Regions from separate parts of the Homo sapiens genome. Here region 2 is linked to region 1. The links are chromatin loops, found by intact Hi-C in ENCODE. Cell type or tissue: heart right ventricle. All regions are shown on one strand. Links, peaks and the distances in the headings refer to the core of each region. The heading gives the core; the rest is flanking DNA.

Region 1 (8,333 bases), core at 184-8,183:
GGTTGCTGTGGGGGTGACTGCATTGACCACTGTTAGTGGTTTGCTGTGTTGACACTCTGTGCTGTGTGACCATGGCTCCTGCCATCAAGAAGTAGAGTCTGTTTCTCCACCTCTGAATCCAGGCTGGTCCTGTGACTTGCTTTGTCCTGTAGACAAGTGTAGTGCAACTTCCTGTGAGCCAGTTTGAAGCATAGGCCTTGGAAGCAAAACTTTACCTCCACCTGTCTTAGGTTTTCAGCTGGGGCTCTGCTGTGATTTGATTGTGTCTCCCAAAGTTGGAACCTTGATCCCCAGTGTTGTGAGGTGAGGCTTGATGGAAAGTAAATTACGCCGTGCGGGTTATGCCCTTGTGAATGGGTAGAGAACATTATTTCTGGGCGCAGGCATGGTAGCTCATGTCTGTAATCCCAGCATTTTGGGAGGTTGAGGTGTGCGGATTACTTGAGGTCAGGAGTTTGAGACCAGCCTGGCCAACAAGGTAAAACACCATTTCTAGTTAAAATACAAAAATTAGCCAGGTGTGGTGGCACATGCCTGTAAGGCCAGCTACTTGGGAGGCTGAGACAGGAGAATCGCTTGAACCCAGGAGGCAGAGATTGCAGTGAGCTGAGATCGCACCACTGTACTCCAGCCTGGGCAACAAAGCGAGAGTCTGTCTTAAAAAAAACCACCATTATTTCAGGAGTGAGTTGGTTATCCTGAGAGTGGTGCCTTTTAAATGAAGGAGTTCATTCTTTGTCTTTCTCTCGCCCTCACTTTGCCCTTCTGCCATATGATGCCTTCCATCATGCTAGGACACAGCAAGAAGGCTCTCGCTAGATGCTGGCTCCTTGATCTTGGGCTTCCCAGCCTCCAGAACTGTAAGCCAATACACTTCTATTTATTATATATGACCCTTGCTGGGTTCAGTGGCTCACGCCTGTAATCCCAATACTTTGCAAGGCTGAGGCAGGAGGATCACTTGAGACCAGGCACTCAAGACCAGCCTGGGCAACATAGTGAGACCCCATCTCTACAAAGTTAAAAAAAAATTAGCAGGGCATGGTGTCGTGCACCTGTAGTCCTAGCTACTTGGGAGGCTGAGTTGGGAGGACTGCTTGACCCTGGGAGGTTGAGGCTACATTGAACCATGATCATGCCAGTGCACTCCAGCCTGAGTGACAGAGCAAGACACCTATCTCTAAATAAATGACCCCATCTGTGGTATTGTTATAGCAAAACAAAACAGATTAAGAGAGACTTTTTAATGAAAAGACAGATTCACAAAGAAAAACAATGTTTTTGTTTCTGTTTTTTTGAGGCAGAGTCTTGCTCTTGTCCCCCAGGCTGGAGTGCAGTGGCGCCATCTTGGCTCACTGCAACCTCCGCCTCCCAGTTTCAAGCGATTCTCCTGCCTCAGCCTCCCGAGTAGCTGGGATTACAGATGTACACCACCACGCCCGGCTAATTTTTTTTGTATTTTTAGTAGAGATGGGGTTTCACCATGTCGATCAGGCTGGGCTGGAACTCCTGACCTCAGGTGATCCACCTGCCTTGGCCTCCCAATGTGCTAGGATTACAGGCATGAGCCACTGTACCTGGCGAAAAACAGTTTGTTAACACAGGCAGCCAACATCACTCAGGATAAGCCTCAATGAAAAGTAACAAAGTGATGGCTTGGAACACTGTCTTACACAGCATTTTTAAAAAATACAATAAATTTGTAGAGATAGGATGACCAAGGACAACAGTTTTAGGCTTCCAAAGGTGGTAAACTATGGGATGGTAAATATCCGAGAGGAAGCTGATGCAACAGGATTTGTCTGCAGCAGCCTCTGGTACCACCTCTGAGTCAAGGGTTGTGTCCAGTGATGGAGAGTTTATATCGTGCCTTTAGGCAGAAAAGGGGAGGGAAACCTGAACTTTTCCTGCACTTTCTGCTTCTTAATTGCCTTCAGCTGAAAATCATTTTTTATGTGAAAAAGGCATAGTCTGAGCTGACGCCTCTGCTTTCCTCCACCTGAAGAGAACCTGCGTGCTGCTCCTTTGCTTCGGACCTCCGCCTCTGCCCGGGAGAAAGCCCAGGCCAGCCTGCTGGACAAGCAGAGACCATGAGAAGGAGAGTTCAGGGGTCCCAAACCAGGCCATCCTAGACCAGCCAGCTCCAGCTGATCCGCACGCAGCCACTTCGGCTACCTTCTACTGGCCAAAGGGAGTCCCAGGGCTCACCCAGATTCAGAGGTGGGGAAACTGAGTCCACCACTTGAGAAGAGTAGCTATAAAGACATATGAGCGAGGCCAGCTGAGCCCAGCACTGCGGCCAAGTCGAAGACTTTAGGAGCAATAAAAGTGCTTATTGTGTTTCAGTCATTTGAGTGTTGTGGTGGTTTGTTACGTAGCATTGCCTAACCGATACACTTGAGAACGGAGGGCTCCTGGCACCTGCAGCTTCCAATTTCCACCAGGGTCCAGGCTCCCTCCCTGCTGGTAGGGCTGTAATTAGTGTCTCCCCTTACCTGTAGGCCCTGTGATGCAGCTAGAAGTGTCTAGGCCCAGCAGTCACCCACAATTAGGGGCAGGCACGCTTGCTGCCTCTGCTCTGGCTGTGGGAGCTCAGAAGGGGCAATCAAAGCACTAGATGGGCTGATGGGTGCATAGAAACAGTGTTGCCTGGAATAGGTCAGAGAACCCACCTATCAAGAGGCTGTTGGGGAATCAATGGTGGGCCTTATTTTTGTTATTTTGCATCAAGAAGATATATTATCCACATCAACACTGTATCAACTCCTCATGGCCACCACAGACCCTGTGTCCCCTAGCTTTGTCTTTGATGTGCCTTTGTCACCCACTCCTACAGACTGCGCCCCACCACTGCCACAACTGCCCCATCACCTCTACAGGGTTAAATCAATGGTTTTAATTTTTGCCTACCTGATGGGTGAAAAATGTTACTTGATGTTTCAGTCTGCACTTCTTTAATTCCTGGGGCAGCTGAACATCTTTTCATGCTTATGACTCAACTGTATTCCTTTTTCATTGTTCAAGGCTGTGCCCATGTTGCTGTTGACTTACCACAGCCTCTTTTGAATATGCTTTGTTATTTTTGTTGTGCAAATGGTTTCTCCTAGCTTGTCATCTGTTTTTTGTTGTTGTTGTTTTGTTAACTTACTTTATGGCATTTTCCCCTCAGGCTTCTTAAAAAAAAAGAAGCTTCATTGAGCTATAATTGATATACAACATCTGCACATAAAGTGTAAAGTTTGATTAAACATTTGTATATACCTGTGAAATCAAATCACCACCTCATCACAATCAAATTTCAAAAAGTTTCACCTAGTTTATCATATTGTTGAATGTGAATCCTTTCCTTATGGCCAGTGGATTTTATGTCTTGTTGAAACGACTTTGTCCTGCTACAGTGATAAAAATGGTCTTCACGCTTGCTTCCAGTACTTTAGTAGTCTAGTGTTTTACGCTTGGATCTAAATTGCATGCAATATTCCTGATCGGTGCGAGTCATCAGTTCTCCCAGCGCCCTCTACTGAATGATCTCACTCATCACACACTGAAACCACCATGGGCTGGAATCTGTCCCTCACCCACAGGCCCACTCCACACCAGTGGATCAGGCGAGCAATTTCTTTAGGTCGAGTGACCCCTATGCTGAGGTCCAGTGGGTTATCCCGACTACCTTCACAAGTTAATGGATTTAGATTTAAGCACCACCTGCCCCCAGCAGATTCTCTTACAATTTAAATATCCTCTCACAGTGCAAATCCTTATTCTGTGAATGACTCTATTCAGACCATGTTCCTTAAGAACCAGAGCTAGGCTGGGTGCAGCTGTAATGCTAGCAATTTGGGAGGCCAAGGTGGGCAGATTGCGTGAGCTCAGGAGTTCGAGACCAGCCTGGGCAACTTGGCGAAACCCTGTCCCTACTAAAAAAAATACAAAAACGTAGCCAAGCGTGGTGGTATGTGCCTGAAATTCCAGCTACTTGGGAGGCTGAGGCATGAGAATTGCTTGAACCCAGGAGGTAGAGGTTGCAGTGAGCCAAGATCGCCCCACTGCACTCCAGCCTGGGTAATAGAGCGAGACTCTGTCTCAAACAAACAAAAAACGAAAGAACCAGAGCTAAAGTCTTGATGAAATGGAAAGGATTGGCCTACTATCCATTTTTCCAAGATGGCAATTCATTCCAGCCAATCGAGCATTTTCTCCTTTGGGAGTAAGACCAGAAAACCTGGCCTGTCCTGCAAGTCTTGTGTTATTCTGCTCCCAGTCCTCAAGAACTCCACTCATTCATTCAACACACATTATGGGTTGAGCACCAACCAGGCACTGGGCTATTATAGGAGCTGGAGATACAGCAGGACCAAAAACAGACAAAAAGCAAAAACCCCTGCCCTAGGCTGGGTGCAGTGGTTCACACCTCTAATCTCAGCCCTTAGTGAGGCCGAGGCAGGTGGATCACCTGAGGTCAGGAGTTCAAGACCAGCCTGACCCATATGGTGAAACCCAGTCTCTACTAAAAATATAAAAATTAGCTGGGCATCGTGGCATGCACCTGTAGTCCCAGCTACTCAGGAGGCTGAGGCAGGAGAATTGCTTGAACCCGGGAGGCGGAGGTTGAATTGAGCCGAGATGGCGCCAAAGGACTCCAACCTGGGCGACAGAGCGAGACTCCATCTCAAAAACAAACAAAACAAAACAAAACAAAACAAAAACCAGCCAGGCGCAGTGGCTCACGCCTGTAATCCCAGCACTTTGGGAGGCCGAGGCAGGCAGATCATGAGGTCAGGAGTTCGAGACCAGCCTGGCCAACATGGTGAAACCCCATCTCTACTAAAAATACAAAAATTAGCCAGGCGTGGTGGTGGTGGTGCACGCTTGTAATCCCAGCTAATCAGGAGGCTGAGGCAGGAGAATCGCTTAAACCTGGGAGGCGGAGGTTGCAGTGAGCTGAGATCGCGCCACTGCACTCCAGCCTGGGCGATAGAGTGTGACTCTCTCAAACAACAACAACAACAACCCTGCCCTTCAGGAACTTGCATTCTGATGGTGGGGAGATAGCTGATGAATAAGCTTAATAAATGGCTACATTATTTAGCATATTAGAAAGTGCCAAGGATTAAAGTAGAGAAGGATCGGGGGATGAGGAATATATGTGTGTAGAGGTGTGAGTTGTAATTTTTAATGGGGTGATCAGGGTAGGTCTCAGTGAGAAAGCGACATTTGAGGAAAGTCTTACAGGAGGTGAGGGAGTATGTTAAGGGCAATCATGGGTAGCCTGTCTGGGAGCAGGAAAGAGCTAACACAAAAGCCCTAAGGAGGGGAGGCATCTGGCTTGTTGAAAGAGCAGCAAGGGGCCAGGGGGTCTGGTGTGCTGGACCGCCTCCTTGGCTTCCTTAGACAGGGCCCAGGAAACCTCCATTTTCTGAGTCCTGCAAGGCTAAATGTCTTTTTTTAACCTGTCAATTCATAAATGAACTAAAGATCGAATTCTAAATTCAAAATAATGTTTCCTAATGTAATACATAATTGATTATGTAACCCTACAATAATTGATTTCTTCCACTTTTTTTTTTTTTTTTTTTTGAGACGGAGTCTCGCTCTGTTGCCCAGGCTGGAGTGCAGTGGCGCGATCTCTGCTCACTGCAAGCTCCACCTCCCGGGTTCACGCCATTCTCCTGCCTCAGCCTCTCCGGTAGCTGGGATTACAGGCGCCCACCACCACGCCCAGCTGATTTTTTTTTTTTTTTTTTTTTTTTGAGACAGAGTCTCATTTTGTTGCCCAGACTGGAGTGCAATGGCACGATCTCGGCTCCTGCAACCTCTGCCTCCCGGGTTCAAGTAATTCTCCTGTCTCAGCCTCCCAAGTAGCTGGGATTACAGGCGCATGCCACCAGGCCCGGCTAATTTTTGTATTTTTAGTAGAGATGGGGTTTCACCATGTTGGTCAGGCTGTTCTGGAACTCCTGACCTCGTGATCTGCCTGCCTCGGCCTCCCAAAGTGCTGGGATTACAGGTGTGACCTACCACACCTGGCCCTTTTTCTTTTTTTTTTTTTTTTTTTGAGACAGAGTCTTGCTCTGTCGCCCAGGTTGGAGTGCAATGGTGCGATCTCGGCTCACCGCAACCTCCACCTCCCAGGTTCAAGCAATTCTCCTGCCTCAGCCTCCTGAGTAGCTGGGATTACAGGCACATGCCACCATGCCCGGCTAATTTTTGTATTTTTAGTAAAGACGGGGTTTCACCATGTTGGTCAGGTTGGTCTCAAACTCCTGACCTCGTGATCCACCCGCCGCAGCCTCCCAAAGTGCTGGGATTACAGGCATGAGCCACCACGCCCAGCGGTTTCTTCCACTTCTAATAGACTCTGCTAGTCTGGGAAATGTACCAAAAAGACAGCATGGTTAAAAGGTCAGTATTTCCTGACCCTTTTTATACTTCCTATTTTTATTTTAGATAGGTTTCTTGGTTGATGCAAAACGCCAATTGTAGTGGTAGGGAACTGGCAGGAGGAAGCTTCCTAAACGGAGGTTTCAAGAGAGACTTCTGTTTCTTTTTTTTTTTTTTTTTTTTTTTGAGACGGAGTCTCGCTCTGTCGCCCAGGATTGAGTGCAGTGGCGCAATCTCAGCTCACTGCAAGCTCCACCTCCTGGGTTCACACCATTCTCCTGCCTCAGCCTCCCGAGTAGTTGAGACTACAGGCACCTGCCACCACGCCCGGCTAATTTTTTTGTATTTTCAGTAGAGACGGGGTTTCACCGTGTTAGCCAGGGATGGTCTCGATCTCCTGACCTCGTGATCCGCCCGTCTCTGCCTCCCAAAGTGCTGGGATTACAGGTGTGAGCCACCACGCCCGGCCTTTTTTCTTTTTGAGATGGAGTCTGGCTTTGTTGCCCACGCTGGAGTGCAGTGGCTCCCGGGTTCAAGCAATGCTCTTACCTCAGCCTCCTGAGTAACTGGGACTACAGTCACACACCACCATTCCCAGTTAATTTTTTCTATTTTAGTAGAGATGGGGTTTCACCATGTTGCTCAGGTTGGTCTGGAACTCCTGAGCTCAGACAATTTGCCTGCTTCAGCCTCCCAAAGTGCCAGAATTACAGGTGTGAGCCACCGCGCCCGGCTCAGGAGAAAATTCTAATAAACAGTCTTGCTAATGTTCTTGAATTAAGAGGAAAATATGGGTTGGGTGTGGTGGCTTATGCCTGTAATCCCAGCACTTTGGGAGGTCGAGGTGGGTGGATCACGAAGTCAGGGGTTCGAGACCAGCCTGGCCAAGATGGCAAAACCCTGTCTCTACTAAAAATACAAAAATTAGCAGAGCATGGTGGTGGGCACCTGTAATCCCAGCTACTCAGGAGGCTGAGGCAGGAGAATTGCTTGAACCTGGGAGGCGGAGGTTGCAATGAACTGAGATCGTGCCATTGATCTCCAGCCTGGGTGACTGAGCAAGATTCTGTCTCAAACAAACAAACAAACAAACAAAAATGGAAAATATGTATTTTGCACACAATACTTTTGAGTGTAAAATAGGTTAATGACCGGGTGCAGTGGCTTACATCTGTAATCCCAGAACTTTGGGAGGCCAAGGCGGGAGGATTGCTTGAGCCCACAAGTTTGAGACCAGCCTGGGCAACATAGTGAGACCCTGTCTCTTAAAAAAATTTAAAAACAAAAAAGCTTTAAAAAAAATCATTTTCTCTGCAAATACTGAAGGTGTTGGTACATTGTCATCCAGCCTTCTTCTTCATTTGGCTACTGAACCATTTGATTCTCATTTCTTTGTAGGTGACCTATAGATTCCCTCTGTTTTAGGAATTTCTTTTTTATTTCTTTCTTTTTTTTTGAGATGGAGTTTTGCCCTTGTTGCCCAGGCTGAAGTGCAATGGCAAGATCTCGGCTCACTGCAACCTCTTCCTCCCAGGTTCAAGTGATTCCCCCGCCTCAGCCTCTTGAGTAGCTGGGATTACAGGCACCCGCCACCACGCTCGGCTAATTTTTGTATTTTTAGTAGAGACAGTCTTCACCATGTTGGCCAGGTTGGCCTCCAACTCCTGACCTGGTGATCCACCCACCTTGGCCTCCCAAAGTGTTGGGATTTCAGGCGTGAGCCACTGTGCTTGGTAGAATTTCTTATTTCTATCTTTTTCTTCTTGTTCTATTTATTTTTCTTTTCCTTTCTTTATTATGATTAATTTGGTGGAGCAACACCATTTATTTCCAGGGCCAGCATTGGATATAGCACAATTATGGAAAAAGGCTGTCAGCCACTGTCACAAAAAAATCCTACAGAATCTGAAATGCCAACAAGAAGTCTAGCTGCGCCAGAAAATACCTGTGAA
Region 2 (8,333 bases), core at 160-8,159, 69 kb before region 1:
TGGCATCTCAAATACTATCACATCCGTGCCTAGCACACTGCCTGGCAGATGGTAAGCTCACAGAGATACTTGTTTAAATAATGAACTCATTTTGCAGAAGACGTAACTGGGGCTTAAAGTGATTAATTTTCCCAAAGGCTCAAATCTTGAAAGATAACAGAGCCTGTCTGTGTGCAGAACTCATGCATCTAATCACTCATTCCTCACTTTTATTTTATCACAATGGGGACCATAGAAGTTGAGCTGAGGTACTTCTGAAAATGAAAAAGGGATGTTATCGGTTATTACAGCCATAAACCCAGACTTGTAGATATATAGTGGGTTTTACTGTTGCTCTGACTATAATCAATATAAGTTGTAAAGAATAGGAAGCTGCAACATATGAAATGAATATGGCACTTTTTGTTTGAATGTCTATATATCAGATTACATTAACAGCAAGCAATTATTTCCTCCTTTAAGGGATTATATGCTTATGGTTTGCATTTTATCTATATCTCTATATTTAAAAGTGATAAAGAACTTAGCACCCAGAAAAGACCAAGAAAATGACAAAGGAGTTGGAAGTATGGTTTCTTTTTTTTGTCTTTGTGTAGGGGTTTTTATTTGTATTTTATTTTTATTTTTGAGACAGAGTCTTGCTCTGTCACCCAGGCTACAGTGGAGTGGCATGATCTCGGCTCACTGCAACCTCTGTCTCCCAGGCTTAAGAGATCCTCTGATTTCAGCCTCCTGAATAGCTGGGATTACAGCCATATGCCACCACGCCTGGCTAATTTTTGTTTTCTTTGTAGTAGAGATGGGGTTTCACCATGTTGGCCAGACTGGTCTCGAACTCCTGGTCTCAAGTGATCCATCTGCCTGGGCTTCCCAAAGTGTTGGGATTAGAGGCGTGAGCTTCCATGCCTGGCTTTTTATTTTTTTTTATTTTTATTTTTTTTTGAGAGATGAAGTCTTTCTCTGTTTCCTAAACTGGAGTGTAGTGAGTGGCATGATCATCATTGACTACGGCCTTGAACTCATGGCCTCAAGTGGTCCTCCTGCCTCAGCCTCCCAAGTCACTGGGATTGTAGGCATGAGCCACCACACCTGGCGAAAATACGGTCTGTTAAAATAATTTAAGGAATTCTTTCTCCCGCTGAGATAAAGAGGGGTATTTTAAAAATAGCTTTAAAACCTGTAAAACATGGACACTGACCCCTTATTTCCATCCACAGAAAGAAAGACTGAGAGTAAATGGGCTTAAATTGTTGCAAGAGAGTTTATTCATCTTTGAAGAGAAGATTATTGATACTGCAGTAGGCCACCAAGAACAAGAGGGTGCTCTGTGGGACCAGCCTGGGTGGGCAGCAGCCTGTTTTATTCATCTTTGAAGAAAAGATTATTGATACTGCAGTAGGCCACCAAGAACAAGAGGGTGCTCTGTGGGACCAGCCTGGGTGGGCAGAAGGGTAGAAGGAAAAGGGGAGGAGTCTCCCAGGTGCTCACACCACATCCTCCTCCCGTGTCCCAGATATCCGTGATCAACGGGACCAGCCCCTTTGCCTATGACTACGACCTCACCCATATTGTTGCTGCCTACCAGGAGAGGAACGGTGAGTCACAGGTAGAGCCCATTCAGCCGCTGCTCAGGACTTTCAAGGTTAGTGGGGGCAACAGAGACAAGCAGAACTGGAACCCTTGTGATGAAAATGTCAAAACCCGTGAATGCTCAACGATGGGAGCAAATATGCTGTCCAGGATTTGTCTTTTTCGTCCTGATCTTCAGACCTGGGACCGCCCCCACCCCTCCAGCATCCCATGGTCCAGCAGGCTAGTGATGGTTAAATGCCATCATTATCCCACCACTGGCTTAGTGGGTTTCTCTTTTAAAAAATATAAGCCTAATTGAGTTGTTCCCCATACCACACCTATCCACACCTATAACAGATGCCAAAGACAAATTGCTGTTCATGCTTTTCAGAGAAAAACAGAGAACGTGGGTGACTCTCCCCACATTAGCAGTCCAGCAGGAGAACAGGAGTGCCCCTGTTTCCTGCCAGAAGGCACAGTGTGCTTATTCCTTACAGAGCTCTAGGCCATGGCATGTGTGGACTCGGCACGTTTGTCTGGTCGGTGGCTGAGGTTTTCTCTAAAAGCATCTACAGTGTTACTTGGCAAGCAGACATCATGGAGACTATACACAGACGTCTCACAAGGGGGATGACTGCAAATCCAGTATTGCTTACTGATTTTATGGCATATACTAGTGGCATTATTGCAATAATAGAGGGAATTTTAAAACAAAAGTAGAAAACATTGCCCTACAAATCAACTATTTTTTCATTCCTTTCATTCTTTAGCCTTCTGCAGATCTTTTTATACAGCCATTGTAGTGTAGAAACACATTGGGATCCAAGTTACTTTTATTTATTTAAACTTGGAATATAAATACTTCCCCACACAGCTACAAAGCTGTGATACTACTTTTAGTGGCAGTATAGTATTCCTTCAGTTAGCCATTCAGCACATGTAGAAGAAACTCTTTCCAAGTTTTTTATGTATTTTAACAAAAGTATTTTGACTATTATTTTAACAAATAATGTGTGATCAGCTTTGCACATGCAATTTCTCTTTCCTTCCGAATGATTTCTTTCAGTTCTGAAGCACAGGATAATTTCCAGGTATCAAATAATCTTTATAGCCTTCAACTGCCAGAGTCAAACAGCCATCGTGGTTAATGGTTAATGATTGCATTGCAGTTACCACCGTCCTGAATGATCCCAACCCCATCTGGCTGGTGGGCAGGGCCGCAGATGCTCCATTTGTGATTAATGCTATCATCCGATACCCTGTGGAAGTCATTTCATATCCTTTCTGTTAAAGAGTCCATGTTAAGGCTGGATGTGGTGGCTCCTGCCTATAATTTCAGCACTTTGGGAGGCCAAGGTGGGAGGATCATTTGAACCCAGGAGTTCACAACCAGCCTGGCCAAGATAGTGAGTCCCTGTCTCTACCAAAAAAAAAAAAAAAAAAATTAGCCAGGCATAGTGGCGTACATGTGTAGTCCCAGTTACTTGGGATGCCGAGGCAGGAGGATTGCTTGAGTCCAGGAATTCAAGCTTGCAGTGAGCGATGATTGTGCCACTGTACTCCAGCCTCGGTGACAGAGTGAGACCCTGCCTCTTAAAGCAAACAACAATTTAAAAAAAATCAATGGTAGCTCAGTTTTCAAAGAGGAATGATTCCTTAGTTGTCTCAAGTAGTAACAGACGTGGGAGGTTTTCTCTTGGAAATCATGACAGGGTTATAGCCTCATAAAAATGGCTGCGTCTTTGACATCTTAGGCTACATGTCTCAGAAAATGACTGTATGTCTGCTATTCATATAGGAACAAATAATTCATGTCTTGGTCCTATTTGTTTCCAAGCAATTCTTCTAGGTAAGAATCATCCATATTTATGTCTTAATAATCATATGATATCCCTTTTATGCTAAGGTTATGTGAAACATTCTTGCCAGTCCCTGTCTGACCTAAACTTTGGTTTAATTTTGACTTAGGTCGACTAATGGAAAATGAAACCAACACCAACACTGCAGAGAAGCAAACAAAAGAGAAGGCATTTTAACTGGGGTCTTAGGAATTACAATTCCAGAGACACAAACCTAGGAAGCAGCTAAATTGTGTTCCGTACAGGTGCAATTAGGCAGGGGCTAAGGGTGTTCCAAGTTTACACAACTGGAAGATTTTAGAAGATGGATGGATGGCTGGTTAACAGCTCAGGATATCTCTAGTCCATGATCAATCTAGTTTGGCATAGTTGTCTGTTTAGGAGGTTGGTCATCAGGCTTGGTATATAAATAGCTCAAATCAAATGTGGCTGGTTTTACCATTTGGCCAAGTTCAGGTCAGCTTCCATCTGGGTGTGTACATGACAGAGGTCCTGCCTCCTTTCGAGATACCTCTGCCACAGCCAATTCCATCTTGGATTTTCTCTTCATACTTAACACCATGTGGCCCTTCACTCCTTAACTGTCCATACTTATCAGCCAGGATTCTGGGAGATGGTAAAGTTCGCCTGGGTGCAGTATGTCAGCATCCTGCTTATCTTCCTCTGGGTGTTTGAAAGAATCAAGATCTTCGTGTTTCAGAATCAGGTGGTGACCACCATTCCTGTGACAGTGACGCCCCGGGGAGACTTGTGTAAGGAGCACTTATCCTAGAAAGGCCATTTCTGAAGACTCAGCAGGACCGTGGCTGCCTCATTGTCATCTTCTGGGAACATCTTAGGACCTTTTGAAAGAGCCCAGCGGACACCTGCGGGCTTGTGTGCTTTTCCCTCAGAGACAACGGTTCTTTCCGGTTTTGCTCTACACAGTTCCGTATCTTCAGAGCTCCTGCAGAATTGTCAGGGACTAGTTTGTGGAAAGGTCTGAGAGTTCCTGGAGGCTATAATTAGCTTTTTGGGTTTTCCTTCTTTGCCTTAGCGTTGAATTTCAGGAGAAAATTGCAGTCAGTTCAGACATCTTGGAAAGAGTCCCATCTCTGGTCAAGCAGAGACTTTTCCTCTGTTGAACTGAGGAACACACTGTGCATTTCTACCTTCTGTTGTGAGCCACTCTTACTCTTTTCAGGGCTCTCTTGTGACAAACATGCCAATCACTAGCACTTTGCACCCCTGGGCTTCTCCATTTCCCATTCACAGCTTTGATTTCCAGAGCTGAGGCCTTTAACTGGAGACCTGGAGGGGCAGGGCCCAAGGGCAAGGGCCGCATTAGCACAGGCAATCAGGGAGGGCCGCTGAAGGACACTTGGACCGTCCACCTGCCCCAGCCCAACAGTCAGTCATCTGTCATCAGCTCAGCTGAGCAGCCCTGGATCTTTGCCGTACTGTGACTGGGCTCTTTGCCCTATTTTTCCCTCTGTCTGTGCCCCTGGATGGCAGGCTGAAGTCAGAGGGGCTGTTTCATTCTCAGCCCCCTCAGCAGCACTGGGGGAAGAAAGCATTGTCACAACAGGTTCTTTCTGGCCCTCACCCAACAGCCTGGGCACTTGGCCCTCCTCCTCCTTGACAGCCCTCCCCCTTCCTGCAAAGGACAGGGGCGACAGGGGTTGGTGTTGGGATTGGCTCCCGCTGCCTGACAACCACAAGTTTATTTGGAAGGCTAGCGGGAAGCCCAGCGGCTGGCGTTTCCCTTGACTAAGGAACAGGGTGCCCATCAGAGTGGGGCGGGCAGCTTTGGGAAGGACACAAGAAGCAGTAAGAGTGTAAAGAGGATGCTGGCCTGGGCAGGCCAGTCCAGCCTGGCCACTAGCAGAATACCAAGCAGTCCAGTGGATTACCCTCGTGGCTAAGCAAGTGTCTGCAGGAGCAGAGATGGCTGGAAGGGGCCTCTGCACACGGAAGATGGCTTGTTCAGCCCATTCACCTCCTGAGGATGTGGGCAGTCTCCTCCAAGAACACATGGAGCTGCTTCCTGATCCCAAGCAGGTCATTGCCACTGGAAGGACATGGCCCCGGTGATCCATGCTTCATGCCCACCCAGAAACACACCCCTCAGTGTGTGCCTCAGTTTACTTTGGAGATCAGTTGTCGTTTTTAGTGCTCCTTTAGGCTTACTAAAACAGTTTTGGAAACAAAGCTATTTTGAAGTATTCAAGCAGAGGAATTCCCTAACACTGACCCCCTTGTCTTTTTTTAATATTCAGGCTGTTTTATATGCCTAAATTTTTTTCTTAAGATCTAAACGAAAAATAGTTTCTTGTTTAAATTCACATAAGGCAATGAGATATGGAAAGATGACAAGATACGTATAAACATTGGTTTGCATTTTATTAAATTATTCTAATGCAAATCTTGTATAAAGAACCCATGATGTTTTGTAACTTTCTAATTAAAATGTTCAAAATGAGGCCGAGCATGGTGGTTCATTCCTGTAATCTCAACACTTTGGGAGGCCAAGGTGGGAGGATCACTTGAGCCCAGGAGCTTGAGGCTGCAGTGTGCTATGATTGCACCACTGTACTGTAGCCTGGGTGACAGAGTGAGACCCTATCTGTTAAAATAAATAAATAAATAAATAAAAAAGTCAAAATGGAAGATCACATGTACCTTTTTCGAGGGAAAGGGTTTGGAATGGCAAAGAATAGGGAGGGCAGAGGTTGCACACACCTGTCTTTATTACTCATCTACAGCCATGCTTTACAAGGCTCTGCCTAACGACCTTGGAACTTCCATGAGGTCTTTGGTGAAAGTCCCCTAGTTCTTCCCCAGGTAGATGAGTTTTCAGTGGGATTCACATGCCATGTGAAATCTACGTGTTGGATAATTATGACTGTGTCTGGTGAATATGAAATTATTTACAGACCAGATGTTGATAGTTTCTGACTCTGAATCACAGCATAGCTGCAAGAGGTAAATAAAAAGCAAGAGGCCGGGAGCGGTGGCTCACGCCTGTAATCCCAGCACTTTGGGAGGCCGAGGTGGGTGAATCACAAGGTCAGGAGATCGAGACCATCCTGGCCAACATGGTGAAACCCCATCTCCACTAAAAATACAAAAATTGGCTGGGTGTGGCGACACGTGCCTGTCATCCCAACTATTTAGTAGGCTGAGGCAGGAGAATCGCTTGAACCCTGGAGGCGGAGGTTGCAGTGAGCCGAGATTGCGCCACTGCACTCCAGCCTGGCAACAGAGCTAGACTCCGTCTCAAAAAAAAAAAAAAAAAGAAATATAGAGGATTTTATTAACTCAGCTCCGACCCATAGCTAAGTTAAGGTTTGATGTTATTACTGAATATTTGGAGGCAGAAAGACTCCTGATTTTGCCAAATGATTAGTACAGTTTCGGCTTAAGTCAGATGAGGCCCCCCTAATATTCCATCATGTAAGGCTAATAAAGCAATTATTTCTTTTTTTTTTTTCCTTCCAACTTTTATTGTAGACTCATGGGGTATATGTATGGGTTTCGTATATAGCTAAATTGTACAACCTGGGGGTTTGGTGTACAGATTATTTCATCACCCACGTAATAAGCATAGTACCCAGTAGGTGGTTTTTCTTTTCTTTTTCTTTTTCTTTTTTTTTTTTTTTTTTGAGACAGAGTCTCACTCTGTTACCCAGGCTGGAGTGCAGCAGCATGATCTCAGCTCATTGCAGCCTCTACCTCCCAGGTTCAAGTGATTCTCCTGCCTTACCCTCCCGAGTAGCTGGGATTACGGGTGCCCACCACCATGCCCGGCTAATTTTTGTGTTTTTAGTAGAGACAGGGCTTCACCCTGGTGGTCAGGCTGGTCTCGAACTCCTGACCTCAAGTGATCCATCCGCTTTGGCCACCCAAAGTGCTGGGATCACAGCAGTTTGATCACAGAAGTTATTATGGTTGGCATTCTGGCACACATCTTTCTAATCTTTTTTGTTGTATGTAACCTTTTTAGTATCACAAACAACACTTTTATAAACCTTGTGTAGAAATCATTGTTGCTGGTTTATTTCCTTAAGATACATTCAGAAAACTTATGACCATTGTTAAGGATCTTAATTCATTGCCAAACCACAGCCAGGAAAGACTGCTAATTTCTACTCCCAGCAGCAGGGACTCCTCGTTTCAGATACCACCATGGATTAAAGGACCTCCCAATGCTCTATCCTTTTCAGATTACTGGACTCTGCCCGTTTGTTTCTTTGTTTTTGAGATGGAGTCTCGCTTTGTCACCCAGTCTGGAGTGCAATGGCCCCATCTCCGCTCACTGCAGCCTCCACCTCCGGGGTTCAAGCTATTCTCCTGTCTCAGCCTACCTAGTAGCTGGGATTACAGGCATGTGCTACCATGCGCGGCTAAATTTTGTATTTTCAGTAGAGATGGGGTTTTGCCACGTTGACCAGGCTGGTCTTGAACTCCTGACCTCAAGTGATCTGCCTGCCTTGCCTCCCAAAGTGCCGGGATTACAGTCATATGCCACCAGGCCAGGCTGAGCTGTTATTTGTAAGGGGTGGGTGGGGAGCTTTTATTTACTGAAACATATCCTGTATTCATTGGAACATGTTATCAAGCCTGCGCCTCTGGGCGGAGGCTAGGGCAGGGAGGGCACAGCTCCTAAGGCCACCTGGTCTTTCAACTCCTCCCAGCTGGGACACTGCACCGGGAGGCAGCACGGATTCCTGTGTCATCAAGGTGCCTGGGTCTTGGCTTAGGGCTGAGGTTGGGGCCTTGGGAAGGGTTTGGATTCCAAGTCCCTTGGCTGCAAGGATGCCCCCAAGAGCGAGGAGGGCCAAGATTAAGATTCGACTTCCTTCACTAGGGCCTTTGTCCTCCCAGGAGCTCCCAGGTTCTCTGGCGATTGGGGGGGTGAGG

What was found. Peaks named below come from ENCODE experiments on the same cell type or tissue, not always from the same donor. Only the 100,000 strongest peaks of a DNase experiment are listed, where the experiment ranks them.
Region 2: it touches region 1 in a loop (2.0-fold over the local background); 15 of 110 quality-filtered maps call a loop at or near these places.

What each region holds. Positions count from the first base shown.
Region 1 is chr16:75,467,140-75,475,472 of GRCh38, reverse strand. CHST6 (carbohydrate sulfotransferase 6) reads left to right here. Exons shown (of 3, transcript NM_021615.5): 3 at 1-3,421. Among named protein-coding and RNA genes, the nearest start is that of TMEM170A, 6.6 kb to the right of the region's middle. RefSeq lists an enhancer at 3,182-3,824. In heart right ventricle, for the core only: a CTCF peak has its summit at 3,521 (motif pointing left); a DNase peak (open chromatin) is centred at 3,552.
Region 2 is chr16:75,535,864-75,544,196 of GRCh38, reverse strand. CHST5 (carbohydrate sulfotransferase 5) reads left to right here and starts at 8,089. Exons shown (of 4, transcript NM_024533.5): 1 at 8,089-8,153. TMEM231 (transmembrane protein 231) reads left to right here. Exons shown (of 7, transcript NM_001077418.3): 5 at 1,514-1,595; 6 at 2,742-2,847; 7 at 4,023-7,456. The coding sequence ends at 4,203. In heart right ventricle, for the core only: no CTCF peak of the experiment used is centred there; a DNase peak (open chromatin) is centred at 4,869; H3K27ac peaks cover 1,871 bases.